Linked DNA regions of Homo sapiens: all the other regions are linked to region 1. Evidence: chromatin loops called from intact Hi-C (ENCODE). Cell type or tissue: HCT116. All regions are shown on one strand. Each heading gives the region's core, and the rest is flanking DNA. Links, peaks and the distances in the headings are about the cores only. Region 1 has its middle 150 kb from the start of LINC02167. Region 2 has its middle 19 kb from the start of LINC02167. Region 3 has its middle 63 kb from the start of LINC02167.

Region 1 (11,047 bases), core at 3,818-8,817:
AGAGTAAAACAGATAATGTTCACAGAGAGAGCAGCCAGAATAAAATAATTATAGGTAGACCACTGCTGGTCATTTGTTACCCACCTTTTTCTGAGACATCATACAGTGAACAAAAAATGGTGGGGCCACAGGAGAAGAGAACACCATATCTTCAGATCTGTCTACGGTCTTGACCTCTAACGTTTAGACATAGAGAAAATAGATGGAAGGCAAACTTATTTTGAAATTGTGCCTTAGCCCCTAATGATCAGGCTGTGGTCATCTGTTTCCTCATGTGGTGTGGGGAACTGTGTGTGTATAAGCACAAATTATGTGCATATATATCTACATACATTTCTACATTATCTTAAATGACATTCAACTTTAAATAAGGAGAAAAGGAAATCAGTATCTATAGTGTGGCCACTGTTTGCAGGTAACTAGTAATCAACCTGTCATTAAATCCTGGCACTCTGTCTGCTCTGGGTGCATGTACTAGTTAGCTATTGCTTGATTTAAAAAAAATCCAAAATGTATTATCTCATGATTGAGACGGTCAGCAATTTAGGCTGGGCTCAGTGGGGTCATTCTTCTAGTCTAAGCTGAGCTGCTTCAGGCATGTGTGGTCAACTGCTTGTTGACTAGGCAGCTGTGATTCTGAGGGTGAGCTTTTGCTTCTGGGGCTATCTAGATTGGAACTATGTTTATCCTCCTTATGTGATGTTATCCCCCAGCTGGCTAACATGGACTTTCTCTCATGGAGATGGTAGCGTTCTTAAAAAAAAAAAAAAAAAAAAAAAAAAAAGAAGCATTCAAGACCTTTTGAACCTAGGCCTGAAACTAGCACTCTTATCATGTTCACAGGCTTCTAATGGCCTGTGAAAATAAGGTCAGCCAAATTTAAGGTTTTGTAAACAGATTCTGGATCTTGATGGGAACAGCTGTAAAAGCACCTGGAAATGGACATGAATACAAAATAAATGTCAGAAATTGCTTCCATTTTTGCAACCATTATCACTTTGTCTTTTGCCTTTATAGAATTCTTCCAAGTCAAAGAACTTGTCCAAAGACCCACAACTGCTAATTGGTGAAGCTAAGACTCAGTATCATCTCTGTCTTACTTTATAGCTCATGTACCTTCATGATCACACCACTCAATTAGCTGGCCTAGACCTTTTTAGTCGTGAAGAGTGACACTTCTACAATACAAGCTAGATTCCTTCTAGATATGGGCCCATATAGTACTGTTTAACATTGAACTGGATGTGGTGGCTCATGCCTGTAATCCCAGCACTTTGGGAGGCTGAGGTGGGCAGATCAAGATATCAGGAGTTCAAGACCAGCCTGACCAACATGGTGAAACTCTGTCTTTACTAGAAAAACAAAAATTAGCTGAGCATGGTGGCACGAGCCTGTAATCCCAGCTACTGAGGAGGATGAGGCATGAGAATCACTTGAACCTGGAAGAAAGAGTGTTTGAAATTCTTGTTCCCCAGTGCCATAAAGAAATAGCACTTGAACATAAATTTAATTTATTTAGTAAGGTCATTTTTACTTCCTGCAGAAAGGGTACACTTGTCAGCAGTTTTACCACGAGAGTACACTTAACAAAGGAGACAGGGTCATTTATAACCTGACGCATCCACCCTACTGCAGTGTCCAGTTTCCATTGGCTGGAATGGAAACTCACATTCTGTATTTGTCCCGATTGGCTAGCAACTTAGAACTTTTTAAAAGAGGCAAAGGCAGAGGAGAACAAAGGAAGGAGAAGTAAGTTGTGGAATGCTGAGAAAGGTAAAAACACTTTTAAATAAGGAAGAGGAACAGGCTATGACCTAATGCTTGCTTGGACCAGTATAAGCATGCCAGGGCAGATATTCAGGCTAAAATGTGGGAGCTAAGAACATAAAGTACATTGATTTCTTTATTATGGCTAGCAGATATTTAAGAATGTTAGCACTGGTCTTTGAATAAATTTTGCTTCTAAGAGAAGTTACTATTTATTCCTAACTAGATGGGGAGGAAAGTCTTTAAAGAGGAAACTCTACTTTACTTTTTACAATATTCCTTCTCTTTTTATTTCATAATTCATCTTCAAACTTGTTTAATATGTTTTGACTTAATTACTTTTTTTGTCCTTCTAAGATAAGTAATTTTTTTTGAACTAGGTGGTGGAGAGTTAGGAGTTAACTCTGTAAGAGTGGCAGAGACAAGTTTTTATATAAAACTTTGAAGGTAGGGAATAACATAACAGTCTACAAGAATAAGTACACCAATAACAATAGTGAACAAGGTGAGAATTGAAGGTAAAATTCCTTTTTATTCACTGAACTAATGTTTTAATATTTTAGAAAAGGGGTTATTTATTTTAGAATTTTTGGCAAGTTTATCGGATAGGGCTGTTAACCTTTGTAGCTCTTTTGTTATAGTTCTATCAGGGTCAGTATTATCAGGAACATAGGTACAATATTGAGTTTTGTATAAAACATTTAATTTATTGGTATTTGTGGGGAATTAGACACATTACTACTGTGTTACAACTGAGCCATTAATTTTGTAGCTTCATCAACATTAACTGGTTTGCTTTCATGACACTGCTGAGGAATCAATTCTTTCGGCAGAGGTTCCAATATTGAGTTTCAATTATGACACAAATATCTCCCTTTTCTGCTAATAGTATATTGAAAGCTATTTTATTTTTCTAGGCCTTCTGGCCAGTAGATTCTAATTGCTTAGCTATCTCTTTGATGGCATCCTCAGTGTAATTTATGAATTGTTGTTAATGGTAAGAGATAGAGTTTATTTAGCCTACTTTTTTTTATAGTTACTTACCCAAATAATGTGGTTTTGAATTCTGCAAAATCAAATCTATTTGATTTTGTGCTTTAATCTTATCTGGCATTTCTCACAGGACCTTAATAGCATTTATGTAAACCTGAGGATTAAAGGATTCATAAGGAGTTTTTGTTGGCCTGCAAGTGTTTTGTTTTTACCTTTTTAGATTGATGAAATGCTAGGGTAAAGGGGATAGCCAATTGGATTAGAGCACAAGTACTGCTCCAATTATTTGGCAGAATATACAGTAAAGGTCTTGTACAGTACCACCATACATTTGTTTGGGGATGGCTAAGCATGGACTGATGGGCAAGATCTTGGGAAGGCTTGAGCTCCTTGCATCCTTTAATGCTTCCAAGGAACACTAAATTTTCCTCCTGCTGTGAGAGGCATGAAGTAAACTTGGCATTTAGAAGTGCAAGCTGGACTGACCTAGGCGGCTGACACACAGGGTGTTGTATTTCAGGAAATAGCAGAGAGAGCTCAGTATGTTGGATTATCTCAAGCAGTGGGATTTTGAAAAAGAGCCACCATAGAGTCCCATAGAGTCCATATCTGGTTGACGAGGAGATTATCCGAGTGGAAAGGGGATAATCTGGGCTGCTTGCCTACCGTGCATACAAGCATAGTAATCGCTTTTATTTAAAGTGTGAATGGATTTAGTCCATTTCAGCCAGGCATTTATTTGTATCTTGATATTTTGTCTTGATGGCTAAGGTCTATTTTAGATCTCTTATTTTTATAATATACACCCTAGTTTTATTAGATGTAGGAGCAACCAGTGTGGGATCTAGATCTGAGGCTACTGAAGAAGGGGAAGATGGGGGAATAATGCATATTTTAAAAATACCTGGGGGGTATTTTTTATTTATGTCAATCCTTATACCATAGAATCAACTAAAGGCAGGTCTAGAGTTAGTTAAGGTGGAGGTGCTGATAAAGAGGACAGGGTTATATTGATAAGGCTGACAGTTAGAAGGGGTACTCCTTTTAGTGAAACAGATGAGGGGTTTTAGATCTGCACAAACCTTTTAGTGGACGTCCAATTTTGCTCCTGGGTAGTTTGAAGGATGTAGTCCCGTTTACTACAAGGTTGCCAGGTGGTAGGAGCCGAAAATCGACCTCTTGGCTGCAGGTCATTATAACGAATGTGTGCTAGGGGTAACTGTGTCAATTAGAGGGCTGGGACATAAATATTTGTGTGAAAAGCGTAGCCATTTTTGATCATTTACATTTCCCCAAGGTATGACAGAGCAAGTATTAAAGGCAATAGTCTGAGGTGAGTCAGACTTAGTTACATTAATAACAAAGGAGATAACAACAGAATAAGGAAAGGAAAGGAAGCAATATAGAAGGTATATGAAAGTTAATCTTTCTTTAACATTCACTTAGTAGGGCTTGATCTTAGTACAGTAACCCATGATTCTGAGAGGAAGATGTTTTCCTGACTTGAGTATGGTGGATCTATTTTCTTTTTTCTGGGCTGTGCAGACAGCAGTATTAGTGGTTAACAGCATAAAATAGGGTTCTTCCGAGGCTGGCTTGAGTTTTTTCTTTCTATCTTTTGATGAAGACGTCATTTTCAGGCTGGTGCTGGTGTACTGGAAATTCTAGGTGTGGTACCTGTGCTAAAAGACTTTTAGTTTCGAGGGAAGGGAAAGTGAAGATAAATTAAGTATATAATTTCTGCTGCATATCCTGGGGCTTGAGGCCTCATGGTAACGACTCCTGCTCCATTCCTGCTTAGCGCCAGCCAGGGGATGCTGCAACTCTGCCCCCTCTTAATGTCTTGGCCTTCTTGTGGCCTTCACCGACCCTGCAAACTGTAAACTTAAGGATGAGGGGCCTTGTGACTTACCTGGCTGCCTTTGGGCCTTAAGAAAGCTAAACACCATTTTATATTTGACAATGTTGTTTGTATGATTTTATACTAGATAAGTTAAATTTTATCTTTATATTAATGTGCTATTAATGTTAAACTTAATTATAATAAAATCTTGCAGATGTTATTTATCCAATTTTAATGTCTGACTATAAGGTAAGACTTTTATAGACTCTTTTTAACTTTCTATAATTTTTGGTAAAGAGCAGGCTAATGCTTCAAGAAAAATACATTGTGCTTTAATTTTAATGTTCAGTTCACAGAAAAACTGAATGATACCCTTTTTAACTTTAGCCAATATGTTTACACACAGAATTTCTTTTACAATTAACATTTTAAAACTTGCTTAAACTTATAAAACAAATTTTTTAAATCTTCAGTGTAGGTAAAAATTGGTATTTTTATTCCTCCTTATAATCCTGTTATTAAGAGTATATTTTTCTTACATACCTTGTACATAAACTATTTTTAAAATAATTTTACATTCAGGAGGCCTAATTAATTTTAAATTATACAATATTTCTTGTATAAATTCCCTTTTATAGCTTTTCTTATGACTTTCATAGAGAATCTTCAACATGTCTTAACTATCTGCCTTCCTTTTACACTATTTCTTTTCCTGGTTTCACCCTCTGTGTCTTCCTTTGATTTCTGTCTCTTCCAGTTTCTCTCTTTTTCTTTCCCTCTATTTCTCTCTCTCTCATTTGCACTCTATTTTCCTCTCTCTTTGTCGTCCTGTTTCCCTTTCTTCTCCCAAGTTCTCCTGCTCCTGCCACAAGTGGGGCTGGGCCACAACACGGCCCCGCCCCCGTATACCTGCTGCCTTCTCTTTCTCCTTTTGTTTTTCTTTTCAATTCCCCTTTTTACTTTTTTTCCTTTCTTCTTACACTTAGTTTCTCGGGCTGGGTGGGATTTGTGCGGCTGCGTTCTGGGCCCTGGGCAGTCACTCGCCTAGAGGCTTGGCAGATGCCTGCTGCAAATTGCAAGAATTATGCCTTTTCACTTCCTCTCTCTCTCTCCTGGTGCCAGCCCCACCCTCTTTCTCACATAGAGCCAGGCTGGGAAGAGGGACTTAACCCTTGGTGTGCCTGTCTGGCTGTTTGGCTCTGTGCTTGCTGTTTTTGCTTTCTTTCTCTCTGACTTCGTCTCCTAGTTTCTTTTTCTTTCCTGCTGGTCTTTCCTTTATCTCTGCCAGCCACCTATGCTGCTGTTTTTCCCTTCCTTCTCCTTCCTTAGGGGAGGGACAGGCAGGAGTGGAGCTACTCTTTCTTTCCCCAAGAAGAAAGGAAAAGCGGTTCTGAATATCTTACTACTGGAGGTTTGTGCGAGGTTCAAGCCCCCACCATGGGGATTTCTCACCTCTTTCTGAGGTTCAACCCCCCTCATGGGGATTTCTCATCTCTTTCTGGGGTTCAACAGCCCCCATGGGGATTTCTCACCTCTTCTGGAAGTCCAACCCCTGCATGGGGATTTCTCACCTCTTTCTGAGGTTCAACTCCCCCCTGGGAATTTCTCACCTCCTTTTGAGGTTCAATCCCCCACTCATGGGGATTTCTCACCCTTTCTGAGGTTCAACCCCCCTTATGGGGTTTCTTACCTATTTTTAACCTTCAAGACATCCCAACTAAGGGATACTTTACTGTCCCTGTGGTTTTTCTCTCCTTGGTATGTCCTAACCAAGGAATGCTTTACTGTCCTGTGGCTTTTCCCTTAGTCCCAACCACCAAGGAAATACTTTACTGGCTCCCACGGCTTCTTCTTCCTTGGTCTGTGCACAGAGTCATCCCACAGTATGTGAGGATCCTTTGAGCTAGGTTGCTGGCCAGTTTCTTTCTTTCTTTCTTTTTTTCTGCATTGCTGAGAGTCCAGGTTTATTCATCACACTGGGTGGGTCTCAATTTCTCAACCACGAGGACTCCTGCGATGAGGTAGGGAAGCGTGCTCCGTCATGAGAGAGAACTGGAGACTTCCCCTGGAGGAGAATGTATTGACATATGGATTGCCACCAAATTGTTTGAAATGCTTGTTCCCCAGTGCCATAAAGAAATAGCACTTGAACATAAATTTAATTTATTTAGTAAGGCCATTTTTACCTCCTGCAGAAAGGGTACACTGACTAGCAGTTTTGCCATGAGAGCACACTGAACAAAGGAGACCGGGTCATGTATAACCTGATGCGTCCACCCTACTGCTGTGTCCAGTTTCCATTGGCTGGAATGGAAACTCACATTCTGCATTTGTCCCAATTGGCTAGCAACTTAGAACTTTTTAAAAGAGGCAAAGGCAGAGGAGGACAAAGGAAGGAGAAGTAACTTGTGGGATGCCAAGAAAGGTAAACACACTTTTAAATAAGGAAGAGGAACAGGCTATGACCTGGTGCTTGCTTGGACCAGTATAAGCATGCCAGGGCAAATATTTAGGCTAAATTCTGGGAGTTAAGAACATAAAGTACATTGATTTCTTTATTATGGCTAGCAGATATTTAAAAATGTTAGCACTGGTATTTGAATAAATTTTGCTTCTAAGAGAAGTTACTATTTATTCCTAACTAGACGGGGAGGAAAGTCTTTGAAGAGGAAACTCTACTTTACTTTTTACACGGAGGTTGCAGTGAGCCGAGATTTTGCCACTGCACTCCAGCCTGGGTGACAGAGCAAGACTCCATAAAAAAAAAATAAAAAAAAAAACATTGAGAAAGTATTTCCCCTTGAAAATTGCAGAAGTGGGCACTCCAGCCTGGGTGACAGAGCAAGACTCCGTCTCAAAAAAAAAAAAAAAAAAAAAAAGAAAGTATTTCCCCTTAAAAATTGCAGAAGAGGGCCAGGTGCGGTGGCTCACACTTATAATCCCAGCACTCTGGGAGGCCAAGGCGGGCAGATCATTTGAGGTCAGGAGTTTGAGACCAGCCTGGCAGAAACATGATGAAACCCCATCTCTACTAAAAATACAAAAAATTAACCAGTTGTGGTGGCATGTGCTTGTGATTCCAGCTACTCAGGAGGCTGAGGTGGGAGAATGGCTGGAACACAGGAGGCAGAGGTTGCAGTGAGCTGATATTGCACCATTGCACTCCAGCCTGGGAGACAGAGCAAGACTCTGTCTCAAAAAAAAATAATAATTGCACAAGCACAAGGCATCTCACACCTGTAATCATGGCACATTGGGAGTCTGAGACAAGGGAATCACTTGATATGAGGAGTTCAAGACTAACCTGTGCAACATGGTGAGACCCTGTTCCACAAAACAACAACAACAACAACAACAACAAATCAGCTGGGCATGGTGGCACATACCTGTAATCCCAGGTTCTCAAGTGCCTGAGGCTGAAAGATTGCTTGAGTTTTGGAGGATGAGGCTGCAGTGGGCTGGGATCAGTCATATTATTGTGCTTTAGCCTGGGTGATAGAGTGAAACTCTGTCTCCAAAAAATTTGCAGAAGCATTTTGGAAACACAAAAACAAAACTAAAAAAAAAGCTAAAGAAACCAAATTTAGCAGAGTTTAATTGAGCAAAGAATAATCTGCCAATTGAGCAGCTTGTGAATCACGAGTAGACTCAAAGAGACTCCAGCATGGCCACATGTTGGAAGATGTATGGACAGAAAAAGCAAGGTGACATACAGAAACTGGGAGTGAGGCACAGAAACAGCCAGATTGATGACAGCTCAGATTTTTAAAATTTGAATATAGTTTGAAGAGTTGACCCCATTTGATTGGCAAAAATTTAATGATTAGCACAAGAACATTTATAGACTGTTTACACGTCCAGTTAGGTTTTAGATTACCATGTACAAAAAACCCTATTGACAGAAATTAAACATAAAATGAGGTAGCTTTAGGCTAAACTTAATTTAACAGTTTCCCTATTTTGATCATCCTAAAGTATCCAAGTTTGAGATATGCCAAAATTTTAGATATTGGTATCACAGTATCACCATGATAAATGTACTTATTTCATCTCAAATTCCACTGGGAAATAGAACTTTGGATTTGGTAAAATAGGAACAAGAACTTCAGGTTGTTATTTTTTAATAAAAATTAGAGTAAAAAAGATCTTTTTATGTTAAAATCTGCTGTTTACAAAAGAAAAACAAAACCAGGTTGTTTTTAGAATCTACCTATTTTCTCAAATTCTCAGTTTGATTATGTCACATTTAGCATGAGTGATTCCATTTTTGTTTTGTTTTGTCTCATCTGTTGTACACTGTTCCTAGTGTACAAGTTCAGTCCAAAACAATAGACTCCAATAATTTTATTTAAACATTATTTTACTGCAGGTGCAGTGGCTTATGCCTATAATCCCAGCACTTTGGGAGGCCAAGGTGGGCAGATCACTTGAGTTCAGGAGTTCAAGACTAGCCTGGCCAATGTGGTGAAATCTCATCTCTAGTAAAAATAGAAAAATTAGCCTTGTGTGGTGGTGCATGCCTGTAATCCCAACTGCTGGGGAGGCTGAGGCAGGAAAATTGCTTGAACCTGGGGGGCAGAGGTTACAGTGTGCAGAGATCGTGCCACTGCACTCCAGCCAGGGTGATAGAGCAAGACTCCTTCTCAAAAAAAAAAAAAATACTTTCGGTTAAGTTCTCACTTAGATGAGAGTGTGACCAAAACTCAAATCACTACTGCCAATCACAGTTATTATTTTGGGTTTCTATACTTATCATGCCATTTATAGGTTATAGTGTTCATATAGTCTTTGAGGGTTTTTTGTTGTTTGTTTGTTTTTTGAGATGGAGTTTTGCTCTTGTTGCCCAGGCTGGAGTGCAATGGCACCATCTCAGCTCATTGTAAACTCCTCCTCGTGGGTTCAAGCTGTTTTACTGCATCAGCCTCCTGAGTAGCTGGGATTATAGGCAGGCACCACCATGCCTGAATAATTTTGTATTTTTAATAGAGATGGGGTTTCTCCATGTTGTTCAGGCTGGTCTTGAACTCCCGATCTCAGGTGATCTGCCCTTCTCGGCCTCCTAAAGTGCTGGGATTACAGGTGTGAGCAACTGAACCTGGCCTTTGTTTTGAGTTTTTGTCATTTCAGTTAAGAACAATTTGGCATTCTAGAGACTGCTGTATGTATGCACACATTTATAACTTTTGAGATAATATATTGCACCAGGAAGACCATTATTTTCACTATCAGGAAGTTAATATCAATAGAGTTTGGAGTATGCTTTTTCTTTTTCTGTTTTTTTTTTTTTTTTGACAGAGTTATGCTCCATTGCCCAGGCTGGAGTGCAGTGGTGCAATCTTGACCCACTGCAAACTCTGCCCCCTGGGTTCAAGCAATTCTCCTGCCTCAGCCTTCCCAGTAGCTGAGATTACAGGTGCACACCACCAGGCCTGGTTAATTTTTTTTTTTGTATTTTTAGTACAGACAGCATTTCACCATGTTGGCCAGGCTGGTCTCGTCGAACTCCTGACCTCAAGTGATCCACCCACCTCAGCCTCCCGAAGTGCTGGGATTACAGACGTGAGCCACCGAGCCTGGCTGTAGTATGCTTTTTAACCAGGGTCCCCATGAACAAAACCACATAAAATAAAGTAGATCAAAATAATTATCCAGATAAATGATTTACTCATTTCAATCAAGCAGTCTGTTCATTAATCTCCTATGACTAAATAGCATTAATATCTGATGTATTACAAGTGTTAGCAACTAAACAGATACTTCTGTTTATCCAATAAATAATCTAGAGAGGCCAAGCATGATGTCTCACACCTGTAATCCCAGCACTTTGGAAGGCCAAGGCGGGCAGATCACCTGAGTTCAGGAGTTCAAGACCAGCCTGGCCAACATGGTGAAACCCTGTCTCTACTAAAAATACAAAAATTAGCCAGACCAGACATTGTGGCTGGTGCCTGTAACCCCAGCTACTTGGGAGGCTGAGGCAGGAGAATTGCTTGAACCCAGGAGGCGGAGGTTGCAGTGAGTCAAGACCATGCCATTGCACTCCAGCCTGGGCAACAACAGCAGAACTTGGTCTCATAATAATAACCATTATTATTATAAATAATAACCATTATTATTATTATAAATAATAACCTAGAGAAATTTGATTTTTTCGCATAACTTTAATAAGAAAATTTAAATTCTATTTTGTATCCATACCCTTTACTGCAAAATCTGCTATAGAGACTATTATGGTAGATAAATTTCTAATTATTGTCTAATTTACTCTAAACCACGGGAAAAGAAACCTAACAAATAGTGCCCATTCAGAAAAGTCAAGGCCTCCTGACAATGCAGTTTAAAAAATTCTCTTTAGCTTATAAGGTCGTTTAAGAACAATGAACCAATGTTCTGTTTCTTATATTATGAAGCAACAAATATCCCATTAAAATTTCTCATCCAAAT
Region 2 (11,047 bases), core at 2,695-7,694, 170 kb after region 1:
TACAAAAAGAGTATTTCCAATCCACTGAACCACAGCAAAAGTTTAATTCGGTGAGATGAATACAAACATCACAAAGCATTTTCAAAGATAGCTTGTTTCCAGTTTTTATTGCAGGATAATTGGATTTTCAATATAGGCCTCTATGGGCTCTGAAATGTCCCTTCATAGATTTCACAAAAAGAGCACTTCCAACCTGCTGAATGAAAATAATCATTTAACTCTGTGAGATGAATCGAGACATCACAAAGCACTTTCACAGAAACCTTATTTCTAATTTTTATTGCAGGATATTAAGTTTTTCACTATAAGCCTCAATGGGCTTTGAAATGCCCCTTTGTAGATTCTACAAAAATAGTATTTCCAAACTGCTAAATCAAAACTAAGGTTTAATTCAGTGAGATGAATACATACATCACAAAGCATTTTCACAGATAGCTTGTTTCTAGTATTTATTGTGGGATGTTTGGATTTTCACTCTAGGCCTCAATGGGCTCTACAATGTTCCTTCATAGATTGTACACAGAGAGTGTTTCCAACCTACTGAATAAAAAGAAAGGTTTAACTCTGTGAGATGAATCCACACAGCGCAAAGCATTTTCACAGATATCTTGTTTCTAGTGATTATCATGGTGTATTCAGTTTTACACCATCAGCTTCAATGGGCTCCAAAATGTCCTTTCATAGATTTTACAAGAAGAGTTTTTCCAACTGGCTGAAGCAAAATAAAATTTGAACTCTGCTGATGAAACCACACATTGCAATGTATTTTCACACATAGCTTTTTTCTCGTTTTTAAGGTGTGATATTTTATTTTTCACTATTGGCCTCAATGTGCTCCCAAATGTCCCTTTGTAAATTCTACAAAAGCAGTGTTTGCAACCTGCTGAATGAAAATCAATATTGAACACTGTGCAATGAATCCACACATTGAAAAGCATTTTCACAGATAGCTTGTTTCTAGTTTTTCAACACGTGATATTCGATTTTTCACTACTGGCCTCAATCAGCTCTGAAATATCCCTTTGCAGATTTTATATAAAGAGTCTTTCCAATAGGGTGAATCAAAACCAACGTTTAGCTCTGTGTGATAAATGCATGCATCCCAAAGCATTTTCAAAGATAGCTTCTTTCTAGTTTTTATCATGAGATATTCTGTTTTTCACTATATGCCTCAAGGGGCTATGAAGTCTTCCTTTGTAGATTCTATAAAAAGATGGTTTCAAACCTGCTGAATCAAAACCTGCTAAATTTAACTCAGTGAGATGAATCCTTACATAACAAAGCAGTTTTATGGATAACGTGTTTGTAGTTTTTATCATGGGATATTTGGTTTTTCTCTATAGGTGTCAATGTGCTCTGAAATGTCCCTTTGCAGATTTTACAAAAACAGTATTTTTATTATGTTGCATAAAAAAACATGTTTAACTCTGTGAGATGAATTCACAGATCACAAAGCATTTTCACAGATAGCTTCTTTCCAGTTTTTATTGCAGGATATTCATTTTTTCTCAAAATGTATAAATGTGCTCTGAAATGTCCCTTTGTAGATTTTACAAAAATAGTATTTTCATTCTACTGAAACAAAACAAAGGTTTCACTCTGTGATATGAATCTACATATTGCTAAGCACTTTCACAGATAGTATGTTTCTAGTTTTTATCATGGAATATTTGGTTTTACAATATAGCTTGCAATGGTTTCAAAAATATCCCTTCATAGATTCCACACAAAGAGTGCTTCTAATCTGCTAAATGAAAATAAGTATTTAACTCTGGGAGATGAATCGACACATTGCAAAGCATTTTCACAGATAGCTTGCTTCTAATTTTTATTGCAGAATATTCGATTTTTCACTACTGGCCACAATGGGCTTAAAATATTCCTTCGTAGATTCTACAAAAAGAGTATTTCCAACATCCTGAATTTAAAAAAAGTTTAGCTCTGCCAATTGAATTCAAACATCACAAAGAAATTTTATAAATAGCTTGTTTCTAGTTTTAAAATGGGAAATTTGGTTTTTCACTATAGGACTCAATGGGGTCCAAAATCTCTTTTCATATATTCTAAAAAAAAAGTGTTTCCAACTTGCTGAATCAAAATAAAGGTTTAACTCTATGTGATGAATCTACACATCACAAAGGCTTTTCACAGATAGGTTGTTTCTAGTATTTATCAGGGATATTCAGTTTTTCACTATAGGCTTCATTAGGCTCTGAAACGTCACTTTGTAGATTCTACAAAAAGACTGTTTTTACCCTGCTGAAACAAAATAAAGGTTTAACTTCATGAGATGAATCCACACATGGCAAAGCATTTTCACAGATAGCTTGTTTCTAGTTTTTATCGTGGGTTTTTTGGTTTTTCACTATTGGCCTCAATTGGCTCTGAAAAGTCCCTTAGTAAATTCTTCAAAAAGAGTGTTTCCATCCTGCTGAATCAAAAGAGAGCTTTAACTTTGTGGGATGAATCCACACATCACGAAGCATTTTCACAGATAGCTTTTACCTAGTTTTTATCATGAGACATTTGGTTTTTCACTATTGGCTTCATTAGGCTCTTAAATGTCACCTCATAGATTTTACAAACAGAGTTTTCCCCTCTTGCTGCATCAAAAAAAAAAAAAAAAGGTTTAACTCTGTGAGATGAATTCACAGATCACAAAGCATTTTCACACACAGCTTCTTTCTAGTTGTAATAGTGGAATATTCAGTTTTTCCCTACAGGCCTCATTGGGCTCCAAAATGTCCCTTCGCAGATTCTAAAAGAAGTGTGATTCCAGTCTGCTGAAACAAAACAAAGGCTTAACTCTGTGAGATGAATCCACACATCGAAAAGCATTTTCACAGATAGCTTGTTTCTAGTTTTTATGTGAGATATTTTGTTTTTAATTATAGACATCAATGGGCTCAGAAATGTCCTTACGTAGATTCAACAAGATTGTTTTCATCCTGCTGGATCAAAACAAAGGTTTAGCTGTGCAAATTGAGTCCACACATCACAAAGCATTTTGTCTAATAGGTTGTTTCTAGTTTTTATTATGGGATATTTGGTTTTTCACTACAGGACTCAAGGGGTCCAAAATGTCTTTTCGTATATCCTACAAATAGAGTGTTTCCAACTTGCTGAATAACAATAATGCTTTAACTCTCTGATGAATCTATACATCACAAGGTGTTTTCACATGTATCTTATTTCTAGTTTTTATCATTGGATATTCAGTTTTTCACTATAGGCTTCATTTGGCTGTGAAATGTTACCTTGTAGATTCTACAAAAAGTGTTTTTAATCTGCTGTACCAAAACAAAGTTTTAACAGTGTGAGATAAATCCACACATCATAAACCATTTTTGAAGATCGTTTGTTTCTAGTTTTTATCACACAGTTATTCAGTTATTCACTATAGGCCTCAATTGACCCTTTTGTAGATTCTTCATAAAAAGTGTTTTCATCCTGCTGAATCAAAACAATGGTTTAACTCTATGAGGTGAATCCACACATCACAAAGTATTTTCACAGATAACTTGTTTCTAGGTTTTATCATGGAATATTTGGTCCCTACATAGTTTTCATAAAAATAGTAATTCCAACCAGATGAATGAAAATAAACATTTAACTCTTTTAGATAAATCTACATTTTGCAAAACATCTTCATAGATAGCTTGCTTCTAGTTTTTTTCACAGGATATTGAGTTGTTCACTATAGGCTTCAATGTGCTCTGAAATATACATTTGTAGATTCTACAAAAAGAGGATTTCCAACCTGGTGAATCAAAACTAAAATTTTACTCCATGAGATGAAAACACATATGACAAAGCATTCTCAGAGACAGCTTGTTTGTTGTTTATATCGCAGGCTATTTGGTTTTTCACTGTAGGCCTCAAGGGGTTCCAAAGTGTCCCTTTGTAGATTCTACAAAAAGAGGGTTTCCACCCTGCTGAATAAAAACCAAGGTGTGACTTTATTAGATGAATCCACACATCACAAAGCATTTTCACAGATAGATTGTTTCTATTTTTTGTCATGGGTTATTCGATTTTTCACTATTGGACTCAATGGGCTCCAAAATATTTCTTTGTAGATTCTACAAAAAGAGCGTTTTTAACCTGCTGAATAGAAACAAATATTTAACTCTGTGAGATGAATGCACACATCCAAACCATTTTGAGAGACAGTTTGTTTCTAGTTTTTGTTGCAGGATATTCAATTTTCACTATAGCCCTTAATGGGCTCTGAGTTGCTCCTTCATATATTCTACAGAAAGAGGGTTTCCACCCTGCTGAATAAAAAGCAAAGACTGGGCACAGTGGCTCATGCCTGTAATCCCAGCATTTTGGGAGGCTGAGGTGGGCAGATCACCTGAAGTCAGGAGTTTGAGACCAGTCTGGCCAACATGGTGAAACACCATCTCCACTTAAAATACAAAAATTAGTAGGGCGTGGTGTCAGACACCTGTAATCCCAGCTACTCAGGAGGCTGAGGCAGGATAATTGCTTGAACTCAGGAGGTGGAGGTTGCAGCAAGCTGACATTGTGCCATTGCACTCCAGCCTGAAGGACAAGAGTAAGGCTTCATCTGGAAAAAAAAAAATGATTTGACTTTATAAAATGAATCCACAGATTGCAAAGCATTTTTACAGATAGATTGTTTCTAGTTTTTATGGCTGGTTATTCAGTTGTTCACTACAAGCCTCAAAGAGATATGAAATGTCTCTTCATAGATTATTAAACAAGAAGGATTCTAACCTGCTGAATGAAAGCCAAGGTTTAACTCTGAAATGAATCCACAGATCAAAAAGCATTTTCACAGATAGCTCGTTTCTAGTTTTTAGTGTGGTATATTTGGGTTTTCACTATAGGTCTCAATGGACTCCAAAATGTCCCATTGTGGATTCTACAAAAAGAGCGATTCCAATTTTCTGAATATAAACTAAGGTTTAACTCTGTCAGATGAATGCACACATCACAAAGCATTTTCACAAATAGGTTGTTTCTAGTTTTTATTGTGGGATATTCAGTTTTTCACTGTCAGTCTCAATAAGCTTTGAAATGTCCCTTCATAGATTCTACAAAAAAAGTATTTACAACCTGCTAAATCAAACAAAAGTTTAGTTCTGCAAATTGAATACACACATAGTGAAGCATTTTGAGAAATAGCTTGTTTCTAGTTTTTATCACAGTATATTTTGTTTCTCGCTATGTGTTTCAAAGAGCTTCGAAATGTCCCTTCATATATTCTACAAAAAGAGTGTTTCCAACTTGCTGAATCAAAATAAAAGTTTAAATCTGTGTGATGAATTTACATATCATGAAGCATTTTCACAGATAGCTTGTTTCTAGTTTTAATCATGGGATATTCTGTTTTTCACTATAGGCCTCAATGGGCTTCACAGTGGCCCTTTGTAAATTCTACAAAAAGAGTGTTTCCAACTTGCTGAATCGAAGCAAAAGTTTACTTCTGTGAGATGAATGCACAAATCACAAAGCAGTTTAACAGATAGCTTGTTTCCAGTTTTTATCACGGAATATTCAGTTTTTCACTGTTGGCCTCAATAAGCTCTGAAATGTCCCTTCATAGATTATACAAAAACAGTGTTTCCAACATGCTGAACCTAAACAGAGGTTTGGCTCAGTGAAATGAATCCACACATTGCAAAGCATTTTCAAAGATAGCTTGTTTATAGTGTTTATCAGGAAATATTTGTTTTTTTTTTTTTTTCACTATAGGCCACAATGGGCTCCAAATGTCCCTTCGTAGATTCTACAAAAAGAGTGTTTCTAACCTGCTGAATCAAAACAAAGGCTTCACTCTGTGAGATGAATTCACAAATCACAATGCATTTTTGCACATAGCTTGTTCCTAGTTTTTTATCGCAGGATATTTGTTTTTTTCCTACAGGCCTCAATGTGCTCCAAAATGTCCCTTCATAGGTTCTACAAAAAGATGGTTTGCAACCTGCTGAATCAAAACTAAGGTTTAATTCCATGAAATGAATCCACACATCACAAAGCATTTTCGTAGCTAGCTTGTTTCTTCTTTTTATCGTGGGATATTCTGTTTTTCATTATGAGCCTCAAGGGGCATTGAAATGTCCTTTTGTAGACACTTAAAAATGTGTTTCCAACCTCTTGAACCAAAACTAAAATTTAACACTTTGAGGTGAGTCCACACATCACAAAGTGCTTTCACAGATAGCTTGTCTTTTGTTTTTATCATGTGATACTCAGTTTTTTTACTATAGGCCTCAATGGGATACACAATGTCTTTTTGTAGATTTTATAAATTTAGAGTTTTCTACCTGCTGAATGAAAACAGAGGTATGACTTCATTAGATTAATCCACACATTTCAAAGGATTTTCATAGATAGCTAGTTTCTAGTTTTTATTGTGGGATAATCTGATTTTCACTGTATGCTCAACATCTTCAAAATGTCACTATAGGCCTCAATGGGCTTCACAATGGCCCTTTGTAAATTCTACAAAAAGAGTATTTTCAGCCTGCTGAATCAAGGCAAAGCTTTACTCTATGAGATGAATCCACACATCACAAAGCATTTTCACAGATAGCTTTTTTCTAGTTTTTGTCATGGGATATTCAGTTTTTCATTATAGGACTCAATGGGCTGTAAAATGTCCCTTTGTAGATTCTACAATAAGAGTTTTTCCAACCTGATGAATCAAAACCAAGTTTTCACTTTGTGAGAAGAATCCACTCATCATATAGCATTTTCACTGATAACCACTTTCCAGTATTTATCATGTGATATTTGGTTTTTCACTATCTGCCTTGATGGGCTCGAAAATGTTTTTTAATAGATTTTACCAAAAGAGTGGTTCAAACCTGCTAAATCAAAACACAGGTTGAACTCTGTAAGATGAATCCACACATTACAAAGCATTTTCACAGACAGCTTGTTCCTAGCTTTATCGCGGGACATTCCGTTTTTAACTATAGGCCTCAATGGGCTCCAAAATTTCCCTCCATAGATTCTACAAATTAGTGTTTACAACCTACTGAACCAAAACAAATGTTTAACTCTGTGAGATGAATTTACAGATTGCAAAGCATTTTCACAGATGGCTTGTTTATAGTTTTTATTGTGAGATATTCAGTTTTTCCTTGTAGTCCTCTATAGGCTCCCAAATGTCTTTTTGTAGATTCTACAAGAAGAGGGTTTCCAACTTGTTGAATCCAAATAGAGGTTAAATTTATGAGGTGAATCCACAGATTACATTTTTTTTTCACAGATATCTTGTTTCTGGTTTTTATTGTGGGCTATTCGGTTTTTTTAAAATTACACTTTAAGTTCTAGGGTACATGTACACAATGTACAGGTTTGTTACATATGGCTTCAATAGGCTTTGGAATGTTACTTTATGTATTCTACAAAAGGAGTGCTTCCAACCTGCTGAATCAAAACAAAGATTTATGTCTGCAAATCAAATCCACACATTGCAAAGCATTTTGACAAATAGCTTGTTTCCAGTTTTTAGCACAGGATATTCATTTTTTCACTATAGGCCTTAATGATCTCCAAAATATAACTTCGTAGTTTCTACAAAGAGAGGTTTTCCAACCTGCTGAATAAAAATAAATGTTTAACTCTGTGAGATCACAAAGCATTTTGGCAGATAGCTTGTTTCTAGTTTTTATCACAGCATATTCAGTTTTTCCCCATAAGCCTCAACAGGCTTCAAAATGTCCCTTTGTAAATTCTACAAGAAAAGTGTTTCTAATCTGCTCAATCAAAACTAAGGTTTAACTCAGTGAGATGAATCCACACATCACAAAGCATTTTCACAGAAAGATTGTTTCTAGTTTTTATTGTGGGATATTCATTTTTTCACTGTTGGCCAGAATGGGCTCCAAAATGTCCCTTCACAGAAGATACAAAAAGTGTTTCCAACTTGCTGAACCAAAGCAAATGTTTAACTCTGTGATATGAATAGACACATCCTAAAACGTTTTCCTGAATAGCTTGTTTCTAGTTTTTATCATGGGACATTTGTTATTTTTCTCTTGTTGCCAATGTGCTCTGAAATGTCCCTTTGTAGATTTTACAAAAAGTGTTTACATCCTGCAGAATCAAAAGAAAGGTTTAACTCTATGAGATGAATCCACAGATTGCAAAGCATTTTCACAGAGGGTGTGTTTAGTTTTTTTGTGGGATATTTCTTTTTTCACAATAGGCCTCAATGTGCGTGAAATGTCCCTTTGTAGATTCTATAAAAGTAGTGTTTTCAACCTACTGAATCAAAAGAAAGCTATAACTCTGTGAGATGAATCCACACATCACAAAGCAGTTTCAAAGATAGCTTCTTTCTAGTTTTTATCCTGGGATATTCAGAGTTTCACGGTAAGCCTCAGTGGGATCCAAAAAGTCCCATTGTAGATTCTACAAAAAAAGTGTTTCCAACCTGCTGAATCAAAAAAAAGTTTAGCAATGCAAATTGAATCCACACATCATGAAGCATTTTGAGAAATAGCTTGTTTCTAGTTTTTATCATGGGATATTTTCTCACTATAGGTTTTAAAGGGCTTCAAAATACCCTTTCATATATACTTCAAAAAGAGAATTTCCACCTTGCTGCATCAAAATAAAAGTTTAACTCTGTGTAATGAATTTACACATTGCAAAGCATTTTCACAGATAGCTTGTTTCTAGTTTTAATTGTGGGATATTCTTTTTTTCACTATAGGCCTCAAAGGACTTCAAAATGTCCCTTCGTAAATTCTACAAAAAGAATGTTTCAAACCTCGTGAATCAAAATAAATGTTTACTTCTGTGAGATGAATGTAACAAATCACATAGCATTTTCACTGATAGCTTATTTCTAGTTTTTATCACAGATAATTGGTTTTTTACTGTTGGTCTCAATGGGCTCCAAAATGTCACTTTGTAGAGTTTACAAAAAAAGTGTTTCCAACCAGCTGATCAGAAATGAAGGTTTAACTCCATGAGATAAGTCCACACATTAAAATGCACTTTCACAGATAGTTTTTTTTTACTGCGTTTATCGAGAAATATTTGTTTTTTCACTATAGGCCACAATGGGCTCTGAAATGTCCCTTCATAGGTTCTACAAAAAGAGTGTTTCTAACCTGCTTAAAGAAAGGGTTTAGTCTGTGAGATGAATTCACACATCGTAATGTATTTTCCCACATAGTTTGTTTATAGTTTTTATCGTGGGATATTCAGTTTTTTTTTACTACAGGTCTCAAGGGGCTCTGAAATGTCCTTTCATAGATTCTACAGAAAGATGGTTTCCAATCTGCTGAATCAAAACTAAGGTTTAACTCCGTGAGATGAACCCACGCATCATAAAGCATTTTCATAGATAGGTTATTTCTTCTTTTTATCATGGGATATTCAGGTTTTTACTAAAGCCTCAAAGGCCTTTGAAATGTCCTTTCATATATTCTACTAAAAGAGTGTTTCCAAACTCCTTAATCAAAATCAAAATTTAACAATTTGAGATGAGTCCACACATTGCAAAGCATTTTCACAGGTAGCTTGTTTCTTGTTTTTATCATGTGATATTTGTTTTATTTTACTATTGGCCTCAATGGGCTTTTGAATGTCCATTCATAGATTCTACAAATAGAGTGTTCCCAACCTGCTGAATCAAAACCAAGGTATGACTTTATTAGATGAATCCACACATCATAAAGCATTTTCACAGATAGCTAGTTTCTAGTTTTTATCCTGAGATATTTAGATTTCTGCTATAAGCTCAATGGGCTCCGAAATGTCCCTTCATAGATTCTACAATAAGAGGGTTACCATTCTGATGAATCAAAACCAAGACTTAACTTTTGAGATGAATCCACTCATCACATAGCATTTTCACAGATAATCTTTTTCTCATTTTGATTGCATGATATTTGGTTTTTCACTATTCACCTCAATGGGCTTTGAAATGTTTTTTCATAGATTCTACACAAAGAGTTGTCCCCCCAAAAAAGGTTGAACTCTCTCAAATGAATCAACACATTGCAAAGCATTTTCACAGCTAGTTTCTAGTTATTTTGCAGGACATTCAGTTTTTAACTATAGGCCTCAATGGGCTCCAAAATGTCCCTTCATAGATTCTACAAAAAGAGTATTTCCAGTCTGGTGAATCAAAATAAACGTTTAACTTTGTAAGATGAATCCACAGATTGCAAAGCATTTTCTCGTACAGCTTGCTTCTAGTTTTTATTGCAGGATATTCAGTTTTTCACTATAAGCCTCAATAGGCTTCCTAATGTCTCTTTGTAGATTCTACATGCAGAGGGTTTACAACCTGTTGGATCTAAATAAAGTTTATAGTTTTGAGATGAATCCACACATCAGAAAAGATTTTTACAGATAGCTTTTTTCTAGTTTTCAATCATGTGATATTCAGTTTTTCACTATTGGCTACAGTGGGCTTCAGAATGCCCCTTCATAGATCCTACAAAAAGGTATTTACAACCTGCTGAGTCAAAACAAGGGTTTAGGTCTGTGAATTGTATCCACACATTGCGAAGCATTTTGTCCAACAGCTTTTTTCTACTTTTGAGCATGGGGTACATTGTTTTCACTATAGGCCTCAATGGTCTTCAAAGTATAACTTTGTAGGTTCTCCAAAAAGAGGCTTTCCAACCTGCTGAATCAAAATAAATATTTGACTCTGTGAGATGAATCCACACATGACAAAGCGTTTTGACAGATAGCTTGTTTCTAGTTTTAATTGCAGCATATTCACTTTTTCCCTATAAGCCTCACTAGGCTTCAAAATATCCCTTCATAGATTCTACCAGAAAAGAGTTTCTAACCTGCTCAATCAAAACTAAGGTTTAACTCAGTGAGACGAATCCATCACATTGCAAAGCATTTGTCCCAAAATATTCATTTGTTCACTATCAGCCTGATAGGGCTCCAAAGTGTCCCTTGGCAAGTGTGACAAAAACTGTGTTTACAATGTGCTGAACCAAAGCAAATGTTTAGCTCTGTGAGATGAATCCACACATTGCAAAGAATTTTTTCCCAGATAGCTTGTTTCTGTTTTTTTTTTTTTATGGGA
Region 3 (11,047 bases), core at 2,045-7,044, 210 kb after region 1:
AAAAAAATTAGTTATAATAGCCACAAACCCTCTTGGAAGGCATGAGATTTTGCATAACTTTGGTAATAAATCTGGCTGAAGGCAGCCTAGTCCCCTACATTTCATTAAATAAATTAGAGTAGAAACAAAGAAATGTGAGGAAGTTATCTAACTATCTTGTTTAGTCATGTAGTCCTAAGATTAACTTTTGATCTGCCATGGGTGCTTAATTGCTTTCTACTTGGAAGGTTGGCAATGTCAATTACCCTCTAGTGGTGTTGACTCAAGCCTTTGTCAATTAGTCTTGACTGAATAAATGCGAGTCTCACTGGCTGGTTGGGGCCATGGTCACAACTGTTTACAGCATTCTCCTGGGAGTCTGTAAGCGGTCCGGATGCTCAGTCGAATTGGCAAAACAGAATATCTCTGTGTTAGTGTACTTAATTCTTCCATTGTTGAGTCAGGGTCTGCAGGCAGACCCCTTCAGAGGAGTTACAATTCAAGATAAGATTTGGGTGGGTATACAACCAAACCATGTCACCAGGAAACTGTCCTCTTTTCTTGCACTTGTCATCTGCTGTCAAAAGCTAGCTAGGTCCCAGGCAGCCTGTGCTTAGAACACAAAACTACCACAAGCCACAAGCCTTCTCACTAAGACAGAAACCATGGCTTTTTTTTGTTGAAGGTCTTTCAATTGAATGACTTATTTCACACCCCATTTTAAGTCTTCCCATTATTAACACATATGCAGCCACCTCCTGACAGCCTGTCTCCAGCTTGTGTTGGGCTCTCAGGGGAGCAGAGACCCTTCAGTGAGACTCAGGTCTGTTAGACTAGCCAGGAAGCATTCCTGCCACATGGACGCTGACACAGCACTTCCAAAGGTGTTCTCTAATTACTGGTTTCTCAAGACGGTCAAATAAAATCTGCCTAAAGCCCCTGGAAAACTGTGGGCTTTCACTCTCTTAAGACTCACAATAGTGATTTAAATATTCTGAACTTATTTGACCTTAGAACCCATTCATCAACTGGTATTTATTAATATTTTGAGCAAACTGTGTTCTACAGAATATTTTCTGGAAATCATTGAATTTTTTCATCTGAAATCTCAATTAAAGTTTATGTTCCAGACAATATAAAAGTGAGTAAAATGTGCTTTCTAATTTGTTTGGCCCCAACATCCAGGAGTTTATTCCCTCCACCCAAATTTTCAAAGTAAGAAAAAGTGCTGTTTTTGCCACACAAATTTCCTTGTGCTCATGGCTGAAATGTGCATTCTGCTATCTTTGTCAGTGCCAGGCATCTAAAGGTCTGCCTCTCCTTCTTCCTTACTTACCCAGCTAACTTCTGCCATCTCCTCCTTCAGTCAACACTTCTTTTACAAAGCCTCGCCTTCACCTCCACTTCCCACCACCTAACCTACCTCCTTCCCACACTGGATTGAGTGCACTCCTCTATACTTATCTCCACCATTCAACAAATAAAACTAAAGAGATAGTTTCTTCATCACTTGCTTGGTGTAACGCACTTAAAGCTGCTGAATAAAAACTTGTGAATGAATCTCTACAAGTATGTTGGCTCCTTAAAGGCAATATTATGCTCCTCTTTCTAGCTCTGATTTTATACAAGTAAATAATAGCTGCCTAAGAAATGCATTTGATTGACCAATGCTTATTGTACATATTATATAAACTCCCAGGTTCTAACATGTTATCAAAAGTCAAATATCAACTACTTGATAAACCAATTTATACCTTAATAAAAAATAATTGGGACAGAGAAAGAGGCTCTTCCAGTTTAACAGGTGAATTTTAAATATATGAGAGATATTCTTCCTGAAGACATTACTCCACATTTGTTACCTAATTTATAAGATTTTTACAAGAAAAGGGAGGAGATAGTCACATTTTCAGCCACCACCCTGTGGTTTCGATCTGGATAAGGCTCCCCCGCCCTTGTGCAACAAAAAAGGAGCCCACTTGTGTGTCAAAAGTCCCCACAGGGCTCTATCCTTCAGGCTCAATTGGGTTCCAATAACCTTTAGCATTTCAGCACTCTGGATAGATTTTTTTTTTACATTTTGTAAAAATTAGAACATTCTAATTACTCAAAAATTAACTTCATATTCATCAGCAGTTATTGCTCATTTCTTTCACCACCTTCCCCACCTTTTTTTCTGCCCCTCAAACTCCCCAGCCTAAGGCAATCTATTGCTTATTTCCTAATTATTTCCTTTGTTTTCCTCTGGTGAATTTTTAGAGTTTTGTTAATATTATGAATACTGGCCTTTATTACATATGTGCACATATCCAATAAAATAAGTGGTTCTTGTTTTTTCTTAAAGAAAGTATTTCCAATTACTTTCTCCCATTCTATTTTTTCTCTTTTTTATTCAATTTATTTTACATATTTTTTTGACAGCAGATGACAAGTGCAAGAAAAGAGGACAGTTTCCTGGTGACATGGTTTGGTTGTATACCCACCCAAATCTTATCTTGAATTGTAACTCCTCTGAAGGGGTCTGCCTGCAGACCCTGACTCAACAATGGAAGAATTAAGTACACTAACACAGAGATATTCTGTTTTGCCAATTCGACTGAGCATCCGGACCGCTTACAGACTCCCAGGAGAATGCTGTAAACAGTTGTGACCATGGCCCCAACCAGCCAGTGAGACTCGCATTTATTCAGTCAAGACTAATTGACAAAGGCTTGAGTCAACACCACTAGAGGGTAATTGACATTGCCAACCTTCCAAGTAGAAAGCAATTAAGCACCCATGGCAGATCAAAAGTTAATCTTAGGACTACATGACTAAACAAGATAGTTAGATAACTTCCTCACATTTCTTTGTTTCTACTCTAATTTATTTAATGAAATGTAGGGGACTAGGCTGCCTTCAGCCAGATTTATTACCAAAGTTATGCAAAATCTCATGCCTTCCAAGAGGGTTTGTGGCTATTATAACTAATTTTTTTTTCCAACCAGCCTGACTAAACCACCACATCTCCCCTTTTTTGTTTTCTGCATCAGGTCTTTTGGATTGGAGAGTGCAGATGTGTTCAGCGACAGGTCTGTCAGGTGTGGCAGTCATTGCTCTTATTCCAGCTTTGCATCCTAGAATTAGCAAATAACATAAAACCATCATGTGTACAGTTAGCAACATTCTTTTCCAGTCAAAGAGTGACTGTAGTCTGAGGCTGTGTGTAACCCTTGAGGTCGCCCAAGCTAAGCACTCCAGAACATACAGGGAAATTTGAGGTCTCCTCTTCTATAGGCCCATCCTCATTAATATCTCATCTTAGCTTCAAGTGCCCAGTGTGGTGGATCCAGAACCCAGGATGCCAGAACTTATACTTTTGAGGTTGCCCTAGGGAGGGTCTCAGTCAGGCAGATGCCTAGGAATAAATGGAATTATAAAGTGTGTAACTTTTTTTATTGTCTTTTTTTACTCAGTATAATTTCCTAGAGACGTTAACATTTTTGTGTGTTTCAAAGCTTGTTCTTTCTTATATTGCTCAGTGGTCTCCATGGTATGAATGTGCCACACTCTGTGTAACTGTTTACCCATCCAAAGACATATCTGTTGTTTCCAGTTTTTGGCAATTATAAGCAAAGCTGCTGTGAAAATTCATATATGGATGTTCTATAATTGACTGTGGTGATGGCTGCACAACTGTGCACAAACTAAAATCATTGGATTATATACTTTAAATGGGTACATTATTTGATAAGCGAATTATAGCTAAATAAAATTCTTTAAGCAAAGAAAATGGGCATAAAACATACATAGACATTACACTTAAGATAATATGCAGATGTCATATAAACACAGTAAATGATGTTCAACATAGTTAATCATTAAATAAGTAGGTATTAAAACACAAATGAAACATCAATACACACTCAGCAGAGTGGCTAGGATAAAAATAGTAGTAATGATAAAACCAAATGTAGAGGAGAAGTGGAGACTGGATCATTCATTCTTTGATGATGGGAGTGTTAAATAATACAGCCACTACGGAGAGCAGTTAGGCAGTTTCTAATAAAATTAAATATGCAACTACTCCGTGACCAGCAATTGCAGTCCTGCATATTTCTCAGAGTAACAAAACATTTATTCACACAAAAATCCATATATGAATTTTCACAGCAGCTTTGCTGATAATTGCCAAAAACTGGAAACAACAGATATGTCTTTGGATGGGTAAACAGTTACACAGAGTGTGGCACATTCATACCATGGAGACCCACTGAGCAATATAAGAAAGAACAAGCTTTGAAACACACAAAAATGTTAACGTCTCTAGGAAATTATACTGAGTAAAAAAAGACAATAAAAAAAGTTACACACTTTATAATTCCATTTATTCCTAGGCATCTGCCTGACTGAGACCCTCCCTAGGGCAGCCTCAAAAGTATAATTTCTGGCATCCTGGGTTCTGGGTCCACCACATTGGGCACTTGAAGCTAAGATGAGATATTAATGAGGATGGGCCTATAGAAGAGGAGGTCTCAAATTTCCCTGTATGTTCTGGAGTGCTTAGCTTGGGCGACCTCAAGGGTTACACACAGCCTCAGAAAGAGTATTTTTTTTTTTTTTTTGAGACGGAGTCTTGTTCTGTTGCCCAGGCTGGAGTGCAGTGGCACGATCTTAGCTCACTGCAAGCTCCGCCTCCTGTGTTGACGCCATTCTTCTGTCTCAGCCTCCCGAGTAGCTGGGACGACAGGCGCCCGCCTGGCTTTTTTTTTTTTTTTTTTTTTGGAATTTTAGTGGAGATGGGATTTCACCATGTTAGCCAGCATGGTCTTAATCTCCTGACCTCGTGATCTGCCTGCCTCGGCCTCCCAGAGTGCTGGGATTACAGGCGTGAGCCACCGCGCCCGGCCAGAAAGTGTCTTTTGACCCTAGTGTTTGATCAGTGACTCACTTTACTCTGAGTCATTAAAAAAATGGTTTCTACTTCCTGGAGGTCCCTTGGAGTAGAGACCACCCTGGGGGTTTGAGAGACTGAGAACCTAAGGGAGGCTTCTGAGGTCCTTCAGATTGCCCTCGAGCCTGTGGGTTCCCCTCATTTACTTCCTTCGGCTACGAGAGAGTCAGTTCCCTGAGGACACCAAAAAAGGTGAGAGTTTCGTGTCTGGTTTTCCTCTCTGGGGCTGCAGTGCTAGCTGTGAACACCAGGGGAAGAACTGTGTCTACTGTGCTCAGTTGACAACTGGAGCTAGGGAAGAGATCTTGCCACTCTTTCCTTGACTCCCATCTGTCTTGCACCTCCTATTACTAGCATCCGTCTCCACAATGTGTGCTGCTTGGAGGTGGGTATAAGTCTCCAAGATAATCTCATTTTTTCATTCAGCAACTGTGCCCTGAGCACTCACCCTGTGTAAGGCTGTGTTAGGCCTGGCTGCAGTACTGAAAATGTCAAACATGGTCCCTGTCCCGCAGGAGCTCATGGTCTGAGTGGAGATGGGCAAGTGCACGAAAGCTAATACATGTGAAAGAGAAGAGCAAGCACTACAGCAAAATAAAGCAGTTGCTGTGAGGAGGCTGGGGACCACTAGGTGTGCGGGTCTGAAAGGCCCTGCTGAGGTGACATTTTTGCTGTGACCAGAAAGACAAGAGGAGCCAGCCTGCACACGTCTGAGTCTTCAAAGTGCACACACTCAGTGTCAGAAGAGAATGTGGCCAGAGTATAGGTTGGAAAGGCAGCCAGGGTGGCTGGAGAGAGGTCAGGAGAAAAGGAGGGGAGAGGGGGAGAGAGGGAGAGGTTAGCACCAGGCCACAAGGCCTGGAAGACTGTATTGGGTACCTTATATATCACTGTAAGACAGCATTACCCCAATCTTAGTAGCCTAAAAAAACATTTACTATGTCACAGTTTCTGTGGATTTGGTTCAGGCAGGTTTCAGCTGGGTGTAACTGGCTCAAGATTTCTCAGGTGGCTGGGGCTGTGGTATCAACGGAGGTCCAACTGGGCAGGATCCATTTATGAGACCATTTATAAATTATTGAAATAAATCTGTTTACACCGAGGGTCTAAGTTTTTAATTTTTTTCTAAGGGCTGGGGCCTCTGTCAATTTTTTTGCCACTGAGTTCTCTCCACAGGTCAGCTCAATATATCTGACCTTATTTCCCAATAGTGAGAAATGAGAGATAAAGGGAAGGAGAGGGAAAGGAAGAGGGAGAGACAGAGAATGTAAACATGAACACAACCGGAGAGAGGGAGCTGAACAGAAGTCACATGCTTTTCATTATCCTATTTTGGAAGTTACATCACTAAGCTCAATTAGCAAGTCACTGAATTTAATCTACTTTTGAAGACAGGGGATTGCACAAGGATTTGTAGACAAGGAAGTGGGGATGGCTGAGAGCCACTGTGGGGGCCACTCACCACAGAAGCTGGGATAAAACGCTTAGGCCATATTCTAAATATAATGGGAAGGCATTGGAAGGCTTTATGCCGGAAAGGTGATATCTGAATTTCAGTTAATTTCAACCTTCACATGGTGCATACTAAGATACCATGCTAAGAGGAAAAGTGACTTTCCCAGCATCACAAATCAGAACCCAGAATATGTTATATTCTATGGTAAGTCAAACTTTTTTTGTAATTTTTTCCATCTTTAACTATGTACATTGGCAAATGTGATGCCAGCCCACGGGTTGCATAGGTATTGCAGGTATTTGTAGGTACATACACCTGATGCCATCCCTAGGAAGCAGATGCTAGAATGAGCAGGTTGGGAGACTAGAGAGTTCCTAAGAGGCACAATGACTTGTCCAGAGTCACAGAATTGGAAAGAAGAATCTAGGTCCAAGCCAAGCTCTGCCTCCTCAAAACGAGGCCCTGGCTGCACCCAAGCTTTGCCCAGGGGCTGCAGAATGGGCTGTATTGTTGTGACGGTGTGCAGGTGTAACATGGAATGTGGGTGGATGGTGAGCAGTCAGCAACAGGGAGGGGTTCTTGGGGAAGTCTCATCTGAGGAGGAAGTCCAGGTAAGAGGACCCAAAGAAGTGATCTCACTTGACAATAAACCCCAAGAGAACTTAGAACCCTAGTATCCAAAAAAAACACATTCTAGAGGCAGCCCCCCACTCCCCACCACCCAGCTCACCTGTTCAGTGATATCTGAGATGGCCAAATGTTCTTCTGCAGTATCCTGACTTCCTGCAGCTCAGGCCTTAGAACACCCTAGAGTGTGAGGCTTTTCTGACTCTGCAAATGTTTGCTCAGCCCTTACACCTAACTTCAGGCATTTTCCTGGAAGGACTCTAAAGTAACATGGGGCAGCCCAGGGTAGGCCAAGCTAGACAAAGCTACCACTCTGATCCCACTGGGGCAGCCACACACTGGGTGTGAAGGCAGGGAAGTGGGAGAGTGGGGGCATGAGAAATTGACATACCCTGGACAGGAGGAGATTGTTGGGAAGGTAGAAACCTGGGCTGCCTGTGATGTTCACACCCCAGGTCACGGCTGGCAGGGTGAAAAGTGAGTGCTGGGGTGGTGCCCATCTACCTTGATGTTCATCCAGAGCCCTTGCACTCTGAGCTCATTTCCTCCTGGGTGAAGTCTGAACAGTAGCAGTAGCAATGACAGCCAGGCAAGGTGCTGATGCTTCCAGGAATGGCTACCACTCCCTGTCTTTGCAGAGTTTCATGTGGGAGCTTGGCCAAACATGTTCAACAGGGCCATTTCTCTCTCTTCTGGTCAGCGGCAGATGCATCATGCAGTTACCAAGGGCCAGTGCTGACTCAGGGTGAATGTGGATGAGGGGGTGCTACACAACCAGGGCCTACAGATGGTCAGTGAAGGCCTCCTGTCCAGACACTACCAAGGCATCTCTCAGAGCTCTGACCCAAGGATTTCCCTCTTGAGTGACCTGCAGGCCCAACCTCCAGGGGTCTGGACCTCCTCCCTTCCTCCACCCATGCTGTCTAACCCCAGACTGGGCCAGGAGCAAAATCAGTTTGCACATGTTTGTAGAAATATCTGAGAAAATTCTTTATATTGTTCTTACTTCCTTTCATTACCAGGAGTGTTTGCATTTTGCTAGGGTTTATTCTTTTTACTGCAGTGTCCCTCCCACACATACTCTCACTTATTCCACAATGGCTCCCTAGTATGACTCACACTGGAGATCCAGCCCATTTCTTCTTTCAAGCTGGAGGCTCCTAAGATGTCAAAACACTCAGACACTTGATGGTGACAAGAACACAGAGGGCCCACTGAGAAAGAAAGGGTCACTCCCGGTGAAGAAGTGGGCCCAGCCTCCCTGATACACTCTGCACTCCATGTTAATGTGGTCACCTTCTCCTCAGGGCATCTGTGTGAACCTCATGAAACTCCATCCTACAACCATTGTACTTCCACAGGTGTGCAGTTTCTGCTGAAAAAGAGACTAGCTTTGTGAGGCAGTTATTTTTAACAAATGCCTGGAGTCTCTTTTTTTCATAGTAATCATAATGAGGAAAACATAAATTGAAGAAATTATACCTAAATTAACTGTCACTCTTCTCACTCCTCACTTCTCAACAGACCTAATTCCCAGCCAAGGAAACAGACCCATATGGTGGGTAGAAAGACCTTGGTTTACTCAGACACCTGTATTACAGATTCAGCTTCTCAGCTTGGGAAGTTACAACTATTAATAAGTACCCCACGTAGGCTCAGAAAGAATCACTTCATTTGATCTGGAGACTCCAGGAAGATACACTATGGATAAATCTGAATGCAGATGGAGAAGGTGATTGGAGGTTGATGATTTACACAGGCAGAGCAACATCACTCAATTCCTACATAAGGAGAGAAAGGGTTTAAGGAAAACCAATGGGGAGGTTAGATATCATTATATCTTGTCCTTCAAATGGTGAACAGCCTTGGCTTCTTCCTCTGGTTCCACTTCTCAGCAGGTCTGAGTGGAGTGCGCTGAGCTCAGGAGAAGTAAATTCGACCCTGGAGGCATGGAGAGGTAAGCAGGGCTGACTTCCCTTCTATCCTCTATATAAACATCAGAGATGTTTCAGCTTCTTTGTCCAAAAGAAATTTACCATCCAAAATTTAAATCCACTTAAGGCTAAATATTTTATATTTCAAAAACCTTATAAGTTGGAGAAACTGGTATTTTAGAAGTGAAATGAGATCAGTATGTTGAAGAGATATCTGCACATCCCTGTTTATTGCAACATTATTCTCAATAGCCAAGTCATGTAATCAATCTCAGTGTCCATCAGCGGATGAATGAAGAAAATATGTTATATATAAGTAAGGAAATATTATTTTGCCATGAAAAAGGAAATCGTGTCATTTGAGACAATGTGGGTGAACCTGGAAGACATGAAGTTAATGAAAATAAACCAGACACAGAAAGACAAATACTGCATGATCTCATTTAGATGTGGAATCTAAAAGGTCAACTTCATAGAAACAGAGAGTATAATGGTGGTTACTAGAGGCTGGAGAGGATGTGGAGGATTGAGGAGATGTTGGTCAGATACAATATTTCACTTGGACAAGCACGATAAATTCCAGAGATCTATTTTACAACATGTTGAGTATAGGTAATAAGAAAGCATTGTATACTTGAAAAGCCATAAAGCTAAAACAGAATGAATATTAAGACTTCTCACCAAACATGCACATACACACAAATAAACAGTGAGTTAATGGATATGTTAACTAGCTTGATTTAGCCAATCCCAAAATCACGTATACTTCAAAAAAAAATGATATTGTACACCCTAAATATATACAATTTTTATTTGTTAATTAGAAATAAATAAAACAACTTTTATAAAGGAGAAATTTAAAAACAAAGCTGTTAGAAATTATTAGTTACTGATATTAAAAATTAAATGGAAGAATGGAAACATCAAAGAAATTTTTCAAAGCGAGTGTATGCAAAGAGGGCTGCATACCATCTCCCAGATGAATGGCGACAGAAATGGAAATGAAATTGGGTTCAAGTGAAGTCCAAGTGTAACGGCACACTGCAGGGTTCAGCAGGTGACATTCTAGTTTTCATTCCCAGCAGAGACCACCCCAGCCCTGGCTTAGTAATAAGCTGCTCTCAGGACCCTTGTGGAGAGCCCCATGCCCCTGCTGCCAAGTCAACTTGCAGGCCTTGCCCCACTGCGCACACGGCTGCTCTGCTGGTAGAAAAGCTGTGGGCCAGGCAGGGTTGGTGGCAGCACCTGTGGTCCCAGCTCCCCAGGAGGCTGAGGCAGGAGGATCGCTTGAGGCAAGGAGGTTGAGGCTGCAGTGAGCCGAGATCGTGCCACTGCACTCCAGCCTGGACGACAGAGCCAGACCCTGTTTCAAAAAGAAAAAAAGAAAAGAAAAGAAAGAGAAAAGAAAAGTGCTGTGGACTCTACTGTTTTCAACCAGTTAAGAAGAAAACATGTCAGCATTCAGTGTCAGCTCACTCACAGTTCTGGGCTTCTGCCTTGAATTCTGCAACAGGCTTGAGTAGGTGAAGTAGGCAGGTCCTCCAGACCCCTAACCACCCAAATGGCCCCTTGGGACTGGAGTCTGTTGGGAGGAGAGAGCGTCTGACCAGTGGGCGAGAGACTCTGCCTGCGTTTCACAGGCCATGCCCCTCTCCAGGGTCGCCCCACCCCTCTCCAGACCCCACCCAGCAGGCCAATCCCTCATGGCCAGTCTCCCCACCAACCTTGCTCTCCCTCAGCCCCTGGTGGAACTCAGCTCCCTGCAGACTTGGAGGCAGCTGCTGGAGAAGTTTGCTCACCCTCAGAAATTAGCTTCTTTCTGGTTAGCTGAAACCTGAACTTTTTGGCTTCCATCGCCATCTTCTAGGTAGTTGCCCCAGGTGCTGCGTTCTCCTGGTCCTGGGAGTCTGCAGATCCCACTTGGCTCCTGAGACTCCTTCCCCCTCTCCCCAGGCATCCTCTTTAAAGCCACTGCCTCAGGAGACCCTGAACTTATTTTCACAGTAATTTTCATAACTTTTCCATATTTTCCAGTGCTAATACTTCTCCTCAAGTTCATGTTTTTCACAGTTTAACGTAATTTTCTGAAAAAGAAGTAAATGCTTGATATCAATGTGA

What was found. Hi-C counts contacts between places; a loop is a spot of excess contacts. Peaks named below come from ENCODE experiments on the same cell type or tissue, not always from the same donor. Only the 100,000 strongest peaks of a DNase experiment are listed, where the experiment ranks them.
Region 2: it touches region 1 in a loop (2.4-fold over the local background); 1 of 110 quality-filtered maps calls a loop at or near these places.
Region 3: it touches region 1 in a loop (4-fold over the local background); 1 of 110 quality-filtered maps calls a loop at or near these places.

The regions. Positions count from the first base shown.
Region 1 is chr16:35,593,427-35,604,473 of GRCh38, forward strand. No RefSeq gene overlaps it. Among named protein-coding and RNA genes, the nearest start is that of LINC02167, 150 kb to the right of the region's middle. In HCT116, for the core only: no CTCF peak of the experiment used is centred there; a DNase peak (open chromatin) is centred at 5,735; H3K4me3 peaks cover 1,317 bases; H3K27ac peaks cover 927 bases.
Region 2 is chr16:35,759,995-35,771,041 of GRCh38, forward strand. No RefSeq gene overlaps it. Among named protein-coding and RNA genes, the nearest start is that of LINC02167, 19 kb to the left of the region's middle. In HCT116, for the core only: no CTCF peak of the experiment used is centred there; no DNase peak of the experiment used is centred there.
Region 3 is chr16:35,804,073-35,815,119 of GRCh38, forward strand. No RefSeq gene overlaps it. Among named protein-coding and RNA genes, the nearest start is that of LINC02167, 63 kb to the left of the region's middle. In HCT116, for the core only: a CTCF peak has its summit at 5,160; a DNase peak (open chromatin) is centred at 5,029; H3K27ac peaks cover 1,222 bases.